Linked DNA regions of Homo sapiens: all the other regions are linked to region 1. Evidence: read pairs that join two places in POLR2A ChIA-PET (ENCODE). Cell type or tissue: MCF 10A. All regions are shown on one strand.

The links. Peaks named below come from ENCODE experiments on the same cell type or tissue, not always from the same donor. Only the 100,000 strongest peaks of a DNase experiment are listed, where the experiment ranks them.
Region 2: POLR2A ChIA-PET joins it to region 1 with 6 read pairs; 1 of 35 experiments calls an interaction of 5 or more read pairs at or near these places.
Region 3: POLR2A ChIA-PET joins it to region 1 with 6 read pairs; 14 of 35 experiments call an interaction of 5 or more read pairs at or near these places.

The regions. Positions count from the first base shown.
Region 1 is chr10:122,305,376-122,310,375 of GRCh38, forward strand. It overlaps BTBD16 (BTB domain containing 16), which reads left to right. Exons shown (of 16, transcript NM_144587.5): 10 at 1,814-1,933. Among named protein-coding and RNA genes, the nearest start is that of BTBD16, 37 kb to the left of the region's middle. RefSeq lists an enhancer at 2,564-2,633. In MCF 10A, no CTCF peak of the experiment used is centred here; a DNase peak (open chromatin) is centred at 2,796.
Region 2 is chr10:122,508,338-122,513,337 of GRCh38, forward strand. HTRA1 (HtrA serine peptidase 1) reads left to right here. Exons shown (of 9, transcript NM_002775.5): 6 at 319-433; 7 at 1,759-1,816; 8 at 3,633-3,728. Among named protein-coding and RNA genes, the nearest start is that of HTRA1, 49 kb to the left of the region's middle. In MCF 10A, no CTCF peak of the experiment used is centred here; a DNase peak (open chromatin) is centred at 2,224.
Region 3 is chr10:122,361,530-122,366,529 of GRCh38, forward strand. No RefSeq gene overlaps it. Among named protein-coding and RNA genes, the nearest start is that of PLEKHA1, 11 kb to the right of the region's middle. In MCF 10A, no CTCF peak of the experiment used is centred here; a DNase peak (open chromatin) is centred at 2,732.

The DNA of each region.
Region 1 (5,000 bases):
TGGATTTCTCACTAATGGCTTAGCACCATCCTCTTGGTGCTGTTCTCCTGATAGTGAGTGAGTTCCCTTGAGATCTGGTCATTTCAAAGGGTGTGGCACCTCCTGCCTTGCTCTCTCCTGCTCTTGCTCTGGCTGTGTGACATCCTCCTCCCCCTTTACCTTCTGCCAAGATGGTAAGTTTCCTGAGGCCTCTCCAGAAGCCAAGCAGATGCCAGCATCATGCTTCCTGTACAGCCCATGGAACTGTGAGTCAAGTAAACCTCTTTTCTTTACAAATTACCCAGTCTCAGATATTTCTTTGTAGCAATTCAACAACAGAACAGTACAACCCTATACATAGTTTTTCAATCCTCGCCCTCTTCCTACCCACCACCATCAGGTAGGCCCTGTGTCTATTGTTCCCTTAATGGTGTCCATGTGTACTCAATGTTTAAGCTCCCACTGACAAGTGAGAACATGCAGTATTTAGTTTTCTATTCCTGTGTCAATTTGCTTAGGATAATGGCCTCCAGCTCTACCCATGTTGCTGCAAATGACATGCCTTCACTCTTTTTCATGGCTGTATAGTATTTTATGGTGTATATGTACCATGGTTTCTTTACCCAGTCCACCACTGATGGGCACCTAGGTTGATTCCATGTCTTTGCTATTGTGAATAGTGTCCGCGGGCTTTAAAATGAGGAGCTTATTCTAGATGACCTGGGTGGGCCCATGGTGATCACAAGGACCTTGTAAATGTGAAGAGGGAAGCCAAAGAGTCAGAACCATAGAGAGATTTGAAGATGCTGAACTGCTGACTTGAAGACTGAGAAAAGGGCCATAAGCAAAGGAATGTGGGTGGCTTCTAGGTGCTGGAAAAGGCAAGGAAACAATTCTCCCTTGAGCCTCTAGAAGGAACACAGCTCTGCTGACAACTTGATCTTACCTTGTTTGGTACTTCTGACCTCCAGAATGATGAGAAAATAAATTCGTGTTGTTTCGAACCACTTGGTTTGTGACAATTTGTTATTGGAGCGATAGGAAACTCATCCACTCACCTCATCCACTCTGTACCACTCTCCTCTGAGCAGCTGCTGTGATCACACTTTCACAGATGAGGACATTGCAGCTGCGGGGCAGTTAAGCAACTCACAGGAGGTTCCACAGCCAGTCTGGTGAGGAACTGAGATTCTAACCTGCCCTATACCCAGGTCTGAGCCCAGAATTGTGTGACCTTGGATAAGTTATTCAGGTTTCAGCCCTCAATCATGGCCAGAGCTAAGGTGAAGTGAGTGAGGCACCTTGGTGCGAAATTTAAGGGAGCATGAAAAAACTTAGTCATCGAGATGCAGTCTATTTTAGTGTAATATATTAGAATTAAAATTGATGCCAAAAAATGCCATGATGAACAAAACACTAAAATTTTAAATAAATGTAGGGTTAATCTCAATTTCTACATCTATAAAAGTAAGGACTATATCCTAACTTTGCAGGATGGTTGTGTGGAATTAAATGAAAAAATCTACAGAAAACATCTTGGGAACACCTGGCACATAGTAAGAGCTCATTAAATGACGATCATTGTTTTGCGGGGCACAGAGGGTGGGTGAAAACACAGGCCCTAGTGTCAGGCTGCTGAGATTCAAATCCTAGCTCTGCCATTTCCCAGTTGAGTGGCCTTGAGTAAGCTGTTTACCTGCTTGATGTCTGAGGCTACCTTCAGACTCAAATGTGGTGTCACCTCATTCCCAAACTCATTCTAACCAGCTTCTTACAAGCAGCGTGATTTTGTGCTATTTCTGAAATTTCTTCTCAATCTTTTTATTTTGGCCAGGTTATTTACCTTTAGTGAATTCCATCTTCTGAAAACAATGCTTTTGTGGGTCTTCTTGCAACTGAACTACAAGATTCAGGCAATTCCGACTTATGAAACCGTGATGACATTTTTTAAGAGGTAATATAACTTAGTGTTGATTGATGAAATACACAAATACTGAAATGTACAAACACTGCTCATAATATCACGGGGGAAAACCATCAGTGATATAATTTTTCATAGCATCATTCAGAGGGCACTGTTTTTTTAATAGGGCCTAAGATTATAGGATGCTTTCAAACCACCAAATTACCTGGAAAAGTAAACAACATGTAGGTGTTGTACTATGAGATAATCAGGTGCTTCTGGGAACTTGCTGTGTCCAGTAACAGGCATGAGGCAAAAGGTACTCCTCTCTTCAGGAAAATGACCACACTACCCTGGCCTTTAAAACTTCATTAAAAAAAAAAATCAGCTTTCTTAGGTTGAATAAAACTCACTTTTTCTGTGGAAGTAACTGGTGGTATTACCTTGTTAGGTTTGTGTTTCTGGTCCCCACAGCCTCAGGAATGAGGGCTTCCAAGCATGACGAGGCGAGTTTAAGGAAGTGGAAGTAAAGATGCTTCATTTCTTTTGCATGTGTGAGTTTAGCAGATAAACACGTCTTCACGTAGTGACCTGTTTAAGCCAAGTTTCATTTGCATTGTTTTGAAGCACGTAATTCATTTCTGGAACAGAACATCTGTGCGCTGCGTTAAGTAAAGAGCCCACTTCTTTCTCTGTCTTGTTATTTGAGGAAAGCAGCATTCAGTGTCGGAATTATATGTACTGTGTTTAGTTTCCATATAATTTGCTTTGAACCCAAATGTTTTACCCGCCCTCCCCCACTCTTTTAATAGCCTATGAGACACTTTTTCCAATGAGTCATGCACACCAGGAGGAATTGCTGTTTGGCTCCAGGTCAGCTCTCCTACTGGAAACGTCTTAGCACTGGGAGATAGGAAAAAGAGCTAGAATGTGGTGATTCATTAGAGCTGTGTTTTTAATATGGAAGAAGCAAGTGAGGAGAAGGGAGTTAAGGTGTGGGCCCCCTGCCAAAGTTGCTGTTTCCAAGGCCTTTGCTTGCACTCCTGAGCCAGAGACGCCACAGCTCTTCCCTGGAGTGGCAGGCACAGGGGTGTTTCTCACCACCACAGCTTTTCCATTTTCTTTTCGAATCTACGTTGATTTGTCCCAGACCTCACATCGCCATGCATTTCCCCAAGCCCCCTGATCCTGTATAATTTTCTTCGTTGGAAACCATTTGCTTCTTTCCAAGTCATGTCATTGCCCCGACCTAAGCAGTGATGACAAATCTTTCAACAGGGGCCAGAGTCCTCTCAATGTAGAGTGGGGGTGGCTCCAGACAGCCAGAGCCTGCTGTGTCCCTTCCCCAACCTCCCTCCTTCCCTGCTTGGCCCTCTCCTTTCTCCAGCGAGCTTTGGGTCAGACTGGGAGAAAAGATGGGAAAGTGTAGGGCTTGGATGCTCTCCCCTGCACACTGTCCAGGCCCACTCTGTCATCATGGAGGACCTTGTGGCCCACTTTTAGCACTGTGGATGGTTCTTCTCCTGCCCAGCTCAGCTGCTCCAGGGTGGTAGCACCTCGCAGTTGTGTCTTTGTCATTGGCCTCCATCTCCCAAATGCATCTCCTGAGCCCCGGGCTCCTTCACCTGGGGGTCTGCTCTGGGTGCTCCTGCTTCCCCCAGTCCCTGCCTGCTCTGCCTCCTCTCTGTCCATCCGTGATGGGGGCCACCCACCAGAGCTGCTCTGCCCAGCCCCTGCTGAACCCCTCAGTTCATGTATATGTCCTGCCCCTCCCAGGGACATCATAAGCAGCTTCAACAAAGGGCTTATGATCCTTTCTCTTGCCCCAACTTGCCTGGCACCTTGCTGGACTGTGAGTCTCTGTCAGACTTTTTTTTCTCTTTTTTTGAGACAGGGTCTTGCTCTGTCATCCAGGTTGGAGTACAGTGGCGTGATCATAGCTCACTGCAGCCTCAAACTCCTAGGTTCAAGTGATCCTCTCGCCTCAGCCTCCTGAGTAGGTGGGACTACAAGAGCATGTAGCCACATCTGGCTAATTTTTAAAATTATTACTATTATTATTTTTTGTTTGTTTGTTTTTTGGTTTTTGTTTTTGTTTTTTTTTTTGAGAAAGAGTCTCGCTCTGTCGCCAGGCTGGAGTGCAGTAGCGCCATCTCAGCTCACTTCAACCTCCGCCTCCCAGGTTCAAGCAATTCTCCTGCCTCAGCCTCCTGAGTAGCTGGGACTACAGGCAAGCGCCACCACACCCAGCTAATTTTTGTACTTTTAATAGAGATGGGGTTTCAACATGTTGGCCAGAATGGTCTCGATCTCTTGACCTCGCGATCCACCCGCCTCGGCCTCCCAAAGTGCTGGCATTACAGGCGTGAGCCACTGCGCCCAGCCTAAAATTATTATTTGTAGAAACAGGGCCACTCTGTTGCCCAGGCTGATCTCAAACTCCTGGTCTCAAGTGATCCTCCCACTTGGCCTCCCAAAGCACTGGGATTACAAGCATGAGCCACTGTGCTGAGTACATTTTTTTTTTTTTTTTGAGGCAGTGTCTCACTTGTTGCCCAGGCTGGAGTGCAATGGCACGATCTCGGCTTGCTGCAACCTCTGCCTCCTGGGTTCAAGCAATTCTAGTGCCTCAGCCTCCCAAGTAGCTGGGACTACAGGCACGTGCCACCACGCCCAGCTAATTTTTGTATTTTTAGTAGGGGTGGGGTTTCATCATGCTGGCCAGGCTGGTCTCAAACTCCTGCCCTCAAGTGATCCTCCCACCTCGGCCTCCCAAAGCACTGGGATTGCAGGCGTGAGCCACCGTGCTGGGTCCATTTTTATGTAGCTCAGTTCTTCTCACAGAAGTGGGTCTTAAATGCTGATGGAAAATTCAGAGAATGTCATGCATGTGGCAACTTGACAACATTGAGATAGCAGACACATTTCCGTTTCTATTGATGGGTGGTGCCCGTTGAGTGCACCAGCCCAAGAAGGATTCTCAGCTTTTCTGTAGGCTCTGAGAAGAAGAATGTCGCAGTAGATTAGCGGTGTCTATCCTGGCTGCAGGAGCCAGGCTTGGTGGCGCCCTGGGTCCATGTTTGCCATCCCCTGCCGAGGATCCCCAGGGCTGACCAGC
Region 2 (5,000 bases), 200 kb after region 1:
GTTTGAGCCTTTGGAAACGTATTCCTTGTGAAACAGGAGCAAATCATATCGTGCATTTTGAAACTATCTGTGCTTACCGTGAGGTGAGCACCCAGTGCCGACCTGGAGTATGTGCGATTCTTCCACAGCTGCGCGTGGCTCGCGCTGCCTGGGTGTCCTGATGCCTCTCTCCCTGCTGCCACGGGGATCCCCTCCTTGCATCTCCCCACTTCGATCTCTGAAATAGCTCAGGGACTTCTTTCAGGCATATTCTCTCTGGGTGTGTACCTGCCGGTAAAGCTTCACGATTCAGTAAGCCGTGTCCTTCTTGCTTTTCAGGACGGTGAAGTGATTGGAATTAACACTTTGAAAGTGACAGCTGGAATCTCCTTTGCAATCCCATCTGATAAGATTAAAAAGTTCCTCACGGAGTCCCATGACCGACAGGCCAAAGGTAGGCAAGGCCCACACAGCCCTGGGGACTCCGGAGATGGGGCCTGAAGCTCAGCTGCCCTTTGGGACTTGGGGAAGGGAAAAGCGGCAGCCCCTAGGACTAGCCAAGCCGTCTCTGATCCAGAAGTGAACGGGAATGCACATTACTAAATCCCTCGCAGAAGGTCACAGACATTTCACCATTTTTGTCCTCTGATCATGGCAATGTCACTTGAGTCAGTCTAATATGTACCAGGCATGATCCTAGGTGACTTGTGTACATTATTTCACTTTCTTTATGTATGTCACTTAATTCTTTTGCCCTATCAGTTAGGAATTACTAGTCCCATTTTGCTGATGAGAAAACGGTTCAGGGAGATCATTCTGCAAACGTTTATTGCCCCATCTGCTCTAAGTCAAGCAGGGAGCTTGGCAGTGGACAGCTCAACTGGGGCCTGGGGCTCAACAGGGGCCTTTGCCGGTGTGACTTTTATGTTCTGTTGGGGGATGGGAAGGCTGACAGTAAATAATCAAACACATAAGATACTATTAGTGCTCCCAAGAAAACGGATCAGGGTGGCCGTCAAGGGAGCGACTGGAGGGGCAGCTGGTGGAGATGGTGTGGCCAGGAAATGCCTTCCAAGCTGAGGTCTGAGTGAGGAGGAACCAGCGGGCAGGGATGTGGGGGGAACACTCCAGAAGGAAAGACAGAGGACTCAGCATAGTTGAGTGAGCACAAGGCCCCTGAAGTGGCCTGAGGGCCGGAGCACAGTGACAGCATGGAGTTCCCCGGGGTGGAAAGAGGCCAAGGCCGGGCGAGCAGGCTCACAGCAGGCCGTGGTGAGGGACCTGGGTTGCATCCTAACGACATTTAAGAACAGGGAAGTTTATGATCTGATTGATGTCACTGAAAGGACACTCTGATGGCTGCGGGGAGTCTGCTGGAGGGGTTGCTGGAAGTTGGGGACCGGTTAAGGGGCTCTCCCAGCCATCTGGATGAGACATGCTGGGGTCTCAGACAAGGGTGGTGGCAGTGGAGGTGGGACAGAGGGGTCACATTCCAGATATATATGGGGGGTAGAGCAAGCTTGGGGAAGGGCCAGCTGTCAGGATGAGGCCATGAGGAATTAAGGGTCATGCCCAGGTACCTGACCATTAATTGAAACAATGGGACTTTCCCAAGGTCCCCCAGAGGGGAGGGGTCCAGACCAGGATTTGAGCCGCAACCTCAGTGTACCCTTCTGTGGCCCTTCCTGCAACCTGGGGGATTGGGCCCCCGGCCCCTGGTGTCCCCAGCACCCCCACCAACTGGGCTGACCTTCTGCTGTCCCTTTGTTGTCTCACCAGGAAAAGCCATCACCAAGAAGAAGTATATTGGTATCCGAATGATGTCACTCACGTCCAGGTGGGTAAACAGGATGCGTGTCTGTGTCTTAAATTTTAATAAACCTGAACTTCAGAAGGTGCTCACGGGCACCCCTGAAAGAGAAACCTTATGCTGCCTTAAGACGTCTCAGTTTCTGCTTATAATGAAGTAGCATCGGGAAAGAGGACAGGTCATTAGCCTTGGCCCCTTTGTTTGGTTTTAACCTGTGTTTTTGCATTCTGAGCTGGTTTTCTTCACTGGCAGCAGGCCCTCCGGTGTAGAAGGTTCTGCCCTCCTCTTTGAAGGCAGGCCTGAACAGTGTGTGCGTGGTGGGGCTGTTGATTCACTCTGGCTCACGTCTTCCTTACCCCACATTCTGTTGAAACCCACATTCCAGGAGGGCCCCAAGCCCCTCCCGCAGCTCTAGGCACTCTGCTTTCGTTGCTCTGCAGCTCGTGGGCCGCGGCTCCAGGAATGCCAGGGCAGGTCCAGCGCAGGGAAGTGAATGACTGATGTGCTTGTTTTCCCCGAGCTGGTGGAATTGCGGCCTGTGGTTGGCAGGCTCATGGCATCCTGGTGTTCTAAACTGGATGAAAAATTCTGGTGTAATCTCATGAGTCCTGGTAGTAGACTCACCTGGCATGGCTAAAACTGTCAGAGGTAAAGTAGGTAAAGACTAGAATATAGTAACAGATAGATTAATGTGTTCATTACTATGATGAATTAATGATTCACTCACTGTGAAAGTATTAATATATTTTGATACATGTTATGAATGGTGGTCCCTTTCTTAGCACTCCAGAAGATGGAGCCATTTGTCAAGGTTAAAGTGTCCCCTCAGTTGTTTGCCTTTGGAACTACGAGGTGTAGGGAAAGATGGTAAGCCCTTGGTGCCCAGCTTCCTGGGTTCCTGTCCCTGCTCTGATATGTCCTGCCTTGTGACCTTGGGAACGATATGACCCCTGAGTGCCTCAGTTTCCTCCTCTTCAGGATAGGGATGACAGCGCAGGTGCTTCTGATGTGTGGCCAGGCTCAGATCAGGGAGTGGTGGCAGGGGTCACCAGCCACAGTGATGCCAGCCACTATGTATCACACGTACTGGGCCAGGTGCCTTACTGGGATGATCTCATCTGATCCTCACAACTCATGTTGTAGGGTACTGTTATTATCCCCATTTTGCAGGTGAGGAAATGAAGGCACAGAGAAGTTAAGCAACTGTCCGAGGTCACACAGCTAGCAAATGGCCGAGCTAGGGCTGCAAACCAGGCCAACCACTGTACTTTACTGACTCCTTAGTAATAGCTACTATTAATTAAGAAATAATAACAATGATGATGGCTGGGTGCGGTGGCTCACATCTGTAATCCCAGCACTTTGGGAGGCCAAGGCGGGCAGATCACTTGAGGCCAGGAGTTCGAGACCAGCCTGGCCAATTTGTGAAACCCTGTTTCTACTAAAAATATAAAAAATTAGCCGGGCTTGGTGGCAGGCACCTGTAATCCCAGCTACTCGGGTGGCTGAGGCAGGAGAATTGCTTGAACCCGGGATATGTAGGTTGCAGTGAACTGAGATCGTACCACTGCACTCCAGCCTGGGCGACAGAGCAAGACTCTGTCTCAAAAAAAAAAAAATAAATAAAAAAAATAAATAAATAATAAAGCACTTTCCTTGCTGTTACCAAGTAAATCTTTGACTCTGGTAGACAGGCAATTTTAATTTTAAAATAGGATCAGAATTCCTGGAGGAATTTTACCTTAGACCTAAGGAGAAGACGGGAACTGGTGAGAGCTGAGTTTTGCGTGAGGAAGGCCTGGTGTTTCTTCACACTAACACGGGTGCTTTTTCTCTGGAGCAGCAAAGCCAAAGAGCTGAAGGACCGGCACCGGGACTTCCCAGACGTGATCTCAGGAGCGTATATAATTGAAGTAATTCCTGATACCCCAGCAGAAGCGTGAGTTGGAGTCGTTTTCTCTTTTCCCAATATTCTTGTTGTTCCTGTGGGGGTAGCAGGAAGAGGGAGCGCTGTTCCTTTTCTACTGGCTCAGATGATTATGTTGATCCTTGACAGACGTGGTCGGACGTTGCTTGTCATTCCTGCTGGCCAGGCCTTCCGACCTGGCTCGGCTCGGGACTCATCCATAGGAGGGTGCCTTCTGTCTTCAAAAGTCCTTGCTCCACGAGGACCCTCCAGATGGACAGAGCAATAGCAGACTCGTAATGAGTCTCTGAGATGGCCCGGCTGGCCAGAGAGAGGGTTTCAGGAACAGTGTCCCCAAGCCCTCACTTGGTGGTCCTTTTCTAGGCTTCAGGACCCTTCTCTTCCTGGAGTCTTCCAGAATGTCTCTGACAATTAGGCCCATACCTGTCAACACCTCCAGAAAAATAACCCAAGTGATATCAAAGTAACATGACAAGAAGTAGCTCAACCATCCATCAGGGTTTGTTACCTGTATTGGCGGAATATCCAGAGAAAAGTGCGAGACCAGGGACCAGCAAATGTGCCTTGGGGGCTGGATCTGGCCCACTGCCTGCTTTTATATGGAGCTGTGGGCTAAGAATAGTTTTTGCATTTTATTTTTATTTTTACTTATTTTTTATTTTCATAGGTTTTTGGGGGAACAGGTGGTATTTGGTTACATGAGTAAGTTCTTTGGTGGTGATTTGTGAGGTTTTGGTGCACCCATCACCCAAGCAGTGTACACTGAACCCAATTTGTAGTCTTTTATCCCTCATCCCTGTCCCAGCCTTTCCCCTTGAGTCCCCAGAGTCCATTGTATCATTCTTATGCCTTTGTGTCCTCGTAGCTTAGTTCCCACTTATGAGAACATTTAAATGGTTGAAAAAATCCTGAAATAAGAATAGTATTTTGTGACATGTTAAATTTGTATGAAATTCAAATTTCAGTGTCCACTGTAATTTGGTTTATGACATCTATGGTGGCTTTTGTGCTGGAACAGCAGAGTTGAGTAGCTTCAACAGAGACCATATGTACTGCAAAGCCTAAAATATTTCCTATGGAGCCCTTTACAGAAAAAGTTTGCAGACCCTTGTGCTAGCCCATGAAGGACCATGACAGCGTTTTGACGCTGAGCTATATAAGAGCTACAGTTATAGTGGCAACCACACAAAGGAAGTGCCTCTTAACAGAAACATTCCGCCCACCCCTATAGGAACTGCATTCTGAGTTGCAATACCCATTATAAGCAAGTTGGCCAGATAGTGG
Region 3 (5,000 bases), 56 kb after region 1:
CCTTTCATGCAGGTTAATTAGATAAACACATGGAAATCTGATGGCATTTTTCTTCATTTTGAAGAGCAAGGATTTGTTTTGATTTTCCCAGTGGGGAATTTGTGTGTGCAGGATTATGATGTTAAGTTGAACTGTGGTGTGTGTGTGTGTGTGTGTGTGTGTGTGTGTGTGTGTGTGTGTGTTTGTGTGTGTGTTTCTGTTAAGCCCAGCACTCTTTTGTGTCTTTTAAGATTGTCATGGTAGACATGGCAGGAAATGCTAGACCTTGAGTCCCAGTTCTTCCATTTCCTAGGTGCATAATATGCTCCTCTTTCCTCCTCTGTAAAATGGGACACACACCTGGCAGGGTTGTACCAAGCTCTAAATGAAACTACATGTGCAAAACTGAATCTAAAACAGTGTGGCCCACACAGTACTTTGGTTTTGCTCCACTTGTCTGAGGGTCCATCATCAAAGAAGACATAACAAGTCCATTGCCTTAAAGAAGTAAAAGTCTAGGTGCAAAGATGCAAAGGGCTCTAGTTGAGAGACTCAGGCAGCAGGTGCAGGTGCGTGGCTTGCAGAACTGACTGACTGTTCAATGAGTTGATAGGAAGCTTTAATTGAATTGGAACTGGGTCTCAGCTTTATCCTGTGAGCCTGTAGAGAAGATGGGGGCATCAAGAGACTCAAGGGGATTGCTCAGGCTCCGCTGTCACTCCCTAACCTTGAGCACGTCTTTTCCCATGGAGGGGGCTCCTTATCTGTATAAGGGTGGAAAGAGAAGCTGGCACTCCCTTGCTGCCTCCCTCCTAGCATGGCTATGAGAGGCAGCACTTGTGAATGGCTCCTCAGTTGGGGTGCCTTGCAGACATGCCAAATGAGGGTGATGCGGTGACTGACAGAGCCATCTCCAACCCACAGGTTCACAGATGGTAGGATGAGGGCTGTGCCCCACCTCCAGACTCCCTCTTCCTGGGATTCTAACCTGCTTCCCTGGCTTGCTGATGTCAGTTTCATCTTCACTAATGAAGCAAATGATGTTCTTTCTTTCCCAGAAGGAGGTTGGTGGCTGCAAAAGGACAGCCCCACCTCAGGATGGGAGGGCACCTGGGCTGATGTTCTTCTCCAGTGGCAGCTTGGAGTGGGCACTTCCTCTGGTCCACATAGCCCCAGAATGTTTGCCTTTGTTACCAAGATAGGCCCGGATGCACTTTCAAAGAAACCAGAAGCTGCTTCTCTTCAGGAACTTTGTTACCCTGGTTACCTGGCAGGGACATCTGTCTGCCACAGGGGGAGGCCCTTGATGGTAACTAGTGCTTTAAACACACCACAGAGGCCAGACCAGCGGGGTTGGCCTCAGGGCCACAGGAGAACAGTCATTTACCACTATGTCTATCCTGTCCTGCATTCAGTGACTCATTCTCTCCATTCATTGTTCATTCATTCAGGCACTCATTTGCTCCTTGGTTTTATTCAACTATCAGTTTGGTCATCCATCCATTGATTCATTCATTCAGTTATTCAGTTAGACATTCATTTGTCCACCAATCTTCTCATTCATCCATCCCTCCATCCACCCATCTCCCCATTCCTCCATCCACCCATCCATCCATCCTTTCATTTGGTCAGTCAAGAATTAAACTAGCCAGGCAATCAATAGATGCATATGTACTCCAATATCCAAAGCACTGTCTTTTGGGAGCAAGGAGGGAAGGGCACTAACATCCATTGCCAGATTACTATGTGCCAGGTACAGTGCCAACCTCTTAACGTATTTGATTTTCACATTAATCCCAGAGGCAAGTATTATGCTTCCCACCTACAGAGGAGGAAAGTAAGGCCAGAGAAACTGGATGACCTGTCTAGAGACAGTCAACCAGTAGGAGACAGAGCCAAGGTTCCAACCCAGGTCTTCCTAGCTCTTTAGCCCATGTCTTTTCCAGTTTCTGTTTATCATCACTATCTACAAAGTGCTTTGGTATTCCTGTGATACTTACCACAATCCTGGGAGATGCATCATATTGCCCTACTGTGCAAATGAGGAGAGCGTGGCTCAGGGAGGTTGTGAGATGCTGGAGGCCACACGGTGGCTAAGGACAAAATTAGAACTTGAACTCAGGTCTTCTGAATGCAAAGGTTTTGTTCTTTCCACAGCATTGTGTGCTCCAAGAATTAGCCACATGGAGTAGCAAGTTCTGAGTGGCTCTGTTTACTGGGTATATGGGAAAGAACCCTGGGTTCTCGGGAGGGGGTGATGATCATGTGCTGGGGGCAGGGGAGGATTTATAAAGGAGAGAGAGCCAAGCCAGGCTTGAAGGACTAGGGAATGTTGCCAGGTGGAGAGCACTCCAAATGAGGCAGAGGTGTAGAGTCTGTTTAGGGGTTTGGCTACAGCAGGACACCTGTGTTGGGCAAAGGAAGATGGAATGTAGGTGGGGCCTCACCTTCCAGAAAGACTGCTCAAAGAGTCCAGGGGACTTAAGTAATCCACAAATCTGACTGTGTCTCTCTCTTATCTAAAACTCTTCAATATCCCCTCTCCATTTCTTCAGGATAAAACCCACACCCTTTGCCTGGTTTACAGGGCCCTCTGTCCCTGTCCCTCTGTCTGTGCACCTGGCCGACCCCCAGCAGCCCTGCCCACAGGGCATCCTACCTCTAACATGTCTGTGTAGGTGCCTGGATGCAGTGGCTTCTCCCAGCAGTGACTCAGGGAGCAACTTTTGTTTCAAGGAACCGTATGGGCAGGCCCGCCACTCCCTGGCTGGCCTCTTCCATCCAAAACAAACAGTCTGGCAGGCAGCATGTGGGCCCCAGAATTAAGAGAAGGGCATTTCAGGATAACCAGGAGAGCTTCCAGAGAAAAGCTCACTTGTCGTTAGGAAGTAAAGATGCTGAACCCAGAAACAGGCCTGGGCAGGCGTGGGTGTGTAACTCCTCTAATGGCCCAATAGACACCATAATAAAAGCCACTTACTGAGCACTTATTGTGTTCTAAGTCCCATCTTCACAACTTCTATGCAGCAGAGGGATCATTTGCCCAAGGAGGAAACCGAAGCTCAGAACCCTTTAGCCGGTGGCTCAAAGTTCCACAAGCCAGCAAGCAGTCGATTTGAACTCGGGTTTGTCCGGCACCAACAGCACCCTTTGCAACAGCATCATGGGCCAAAGAGCTTAGATCGCAGAGATGTGATCATTTAGGTCTTTGCAAAAGATCAATCATTTTCATATTTTTAGAGCAGTTTTCCTAAACAATGTGCCAATCATATCTTCAGGACAAAAAGCCTAAATGGATGGAGAACTATTGAACCAGGACATTAGGCTTTCTGAGTGGTGCTGCTGGGTTGCCATACTGGATTGAGAACTATACTGATGGGCTTATTTAATTGACAAGAGAAAGGACAAGAGAAATCAGAGAAGGAATCCCACAATGAATCCCAGAATGGTCCCCTTTGACCAGCTTTCTGGGCAGCTCCACATTCCCCAGTGGAAGGGGGGCAGTAATGGAGAGATCAGGGCCATGTAGCAGTGCCCACGATGGAGCTCAGGGCCATGCCAGGACTCCAGCCGCCAGTCCCTTGTAGGTGGGCTCACTTATGCCCCACCTAGGGGCTCCATTCTCCCAGGCTCTTAAGCCCATCTCCACAGGGGCCATATGGGGCTCAGCATCTGATGTGAAGCCTAGGGGCTTAGAATTAAGTCACCTGGAGCTGCTACCAGGAGTGAGCCCTGGGCAACTGCACATCACATTCAAGCTGAGTTTGTTGCACTGGATTTCCTGTCAGACTGTCCATAGGGGTCTCCAGTCCCTTTCCAGGCCTGGGGCTCAGCATCTGATGTGAAGCCTAGGGGCTTAGAATTAAGTCACCTGGAGCTGCTACCAGGAGTGAGCCCTGGGCAACTGCACATCACATTCAAGCTGAGTTTGTTCCACTGGATTTCCTGTCAGACTGTCCATAGGGGTCTCCAGTCCCTTTCCAGGCCTGGGGCTTGCCTTGTTTCTGCCAACCTCCCTTCTGAAAGCCAGATTTGCCCCCAGGCTCATCCACCATGCCACTATCCCTTGATGACCCCCGCCCCCATCGCCCCATCTCTCATCCTGGACACTGTACTAGTGGCTGACACTATTGAGGTAATTAAGACATGGTGCCTGCTCTTGAGGAAATCATGATCCCCAGGGGAAAACACCACTATAATCTAAAAATGGGGAGCAGTGGGGTTGCAGAGGAGAGAGGGCCACTTCTGTAAGCTCAGAAAGATGTCTCAGAGTCAATGAGTTTTGATTGGAGTTAATGTTTGTGTTCTGGTGTAGGCAGATTTTATTTGTGGGAGGTTAGGGGGTGGGGTGGGGCTGAAGGAAAAACCCACTCTGGGCAGAGGAAGCAACGTGAAAAAAGACACAGGAGAGGAAACAACCCAATATCCTCCAACAGGTGAATGGAGAAACAAACTGTGGTGTATCCACACAAGGGAGCACTATCCAGCAACAGAGAAGAATGAACTGATACATGGAACACAGAGGAATCTCAAAATACTCAGGCTGAGCCAAGGAAGCCACACATAAAAGAGTACATACTGTATGAGTCCATTTACAGAAAGTTGTAGAACATGCAAACTGTAGTAACAGAAAGCAGACCAGTGGTTGTGGTTGGGGTGGAGAAGGTAGTCAGGGGGAATGATAAAGGGGCAGAGGGCAGTTCTGGGGGTGACAGATGTGTTCATCGCCTTTTTTTTTTTTTTTGAGGCAGAGTCTTGCTCTGTCTGTCACCCAGGCTGGAGAGCAGTGCCATAATCTTGGCTCACTGCAACTTCCACCTCCTGGGTTTAAGCGATCCTCCTGCTTCAGCTTCCCAAGTAGCTGGGATTACAAGCGTGCACCACCACGTCTGGCTAATTTTTGTATTTTTAGTAGAGATGGGGTTTCATCATGTTGGCCAGGCTGGTCTTGAACTCCTGACCTCAAGTGATCCACATGCCTCAGCCTCCAAAGTGCTGGGATTACAGGCGTGAGCCACCGC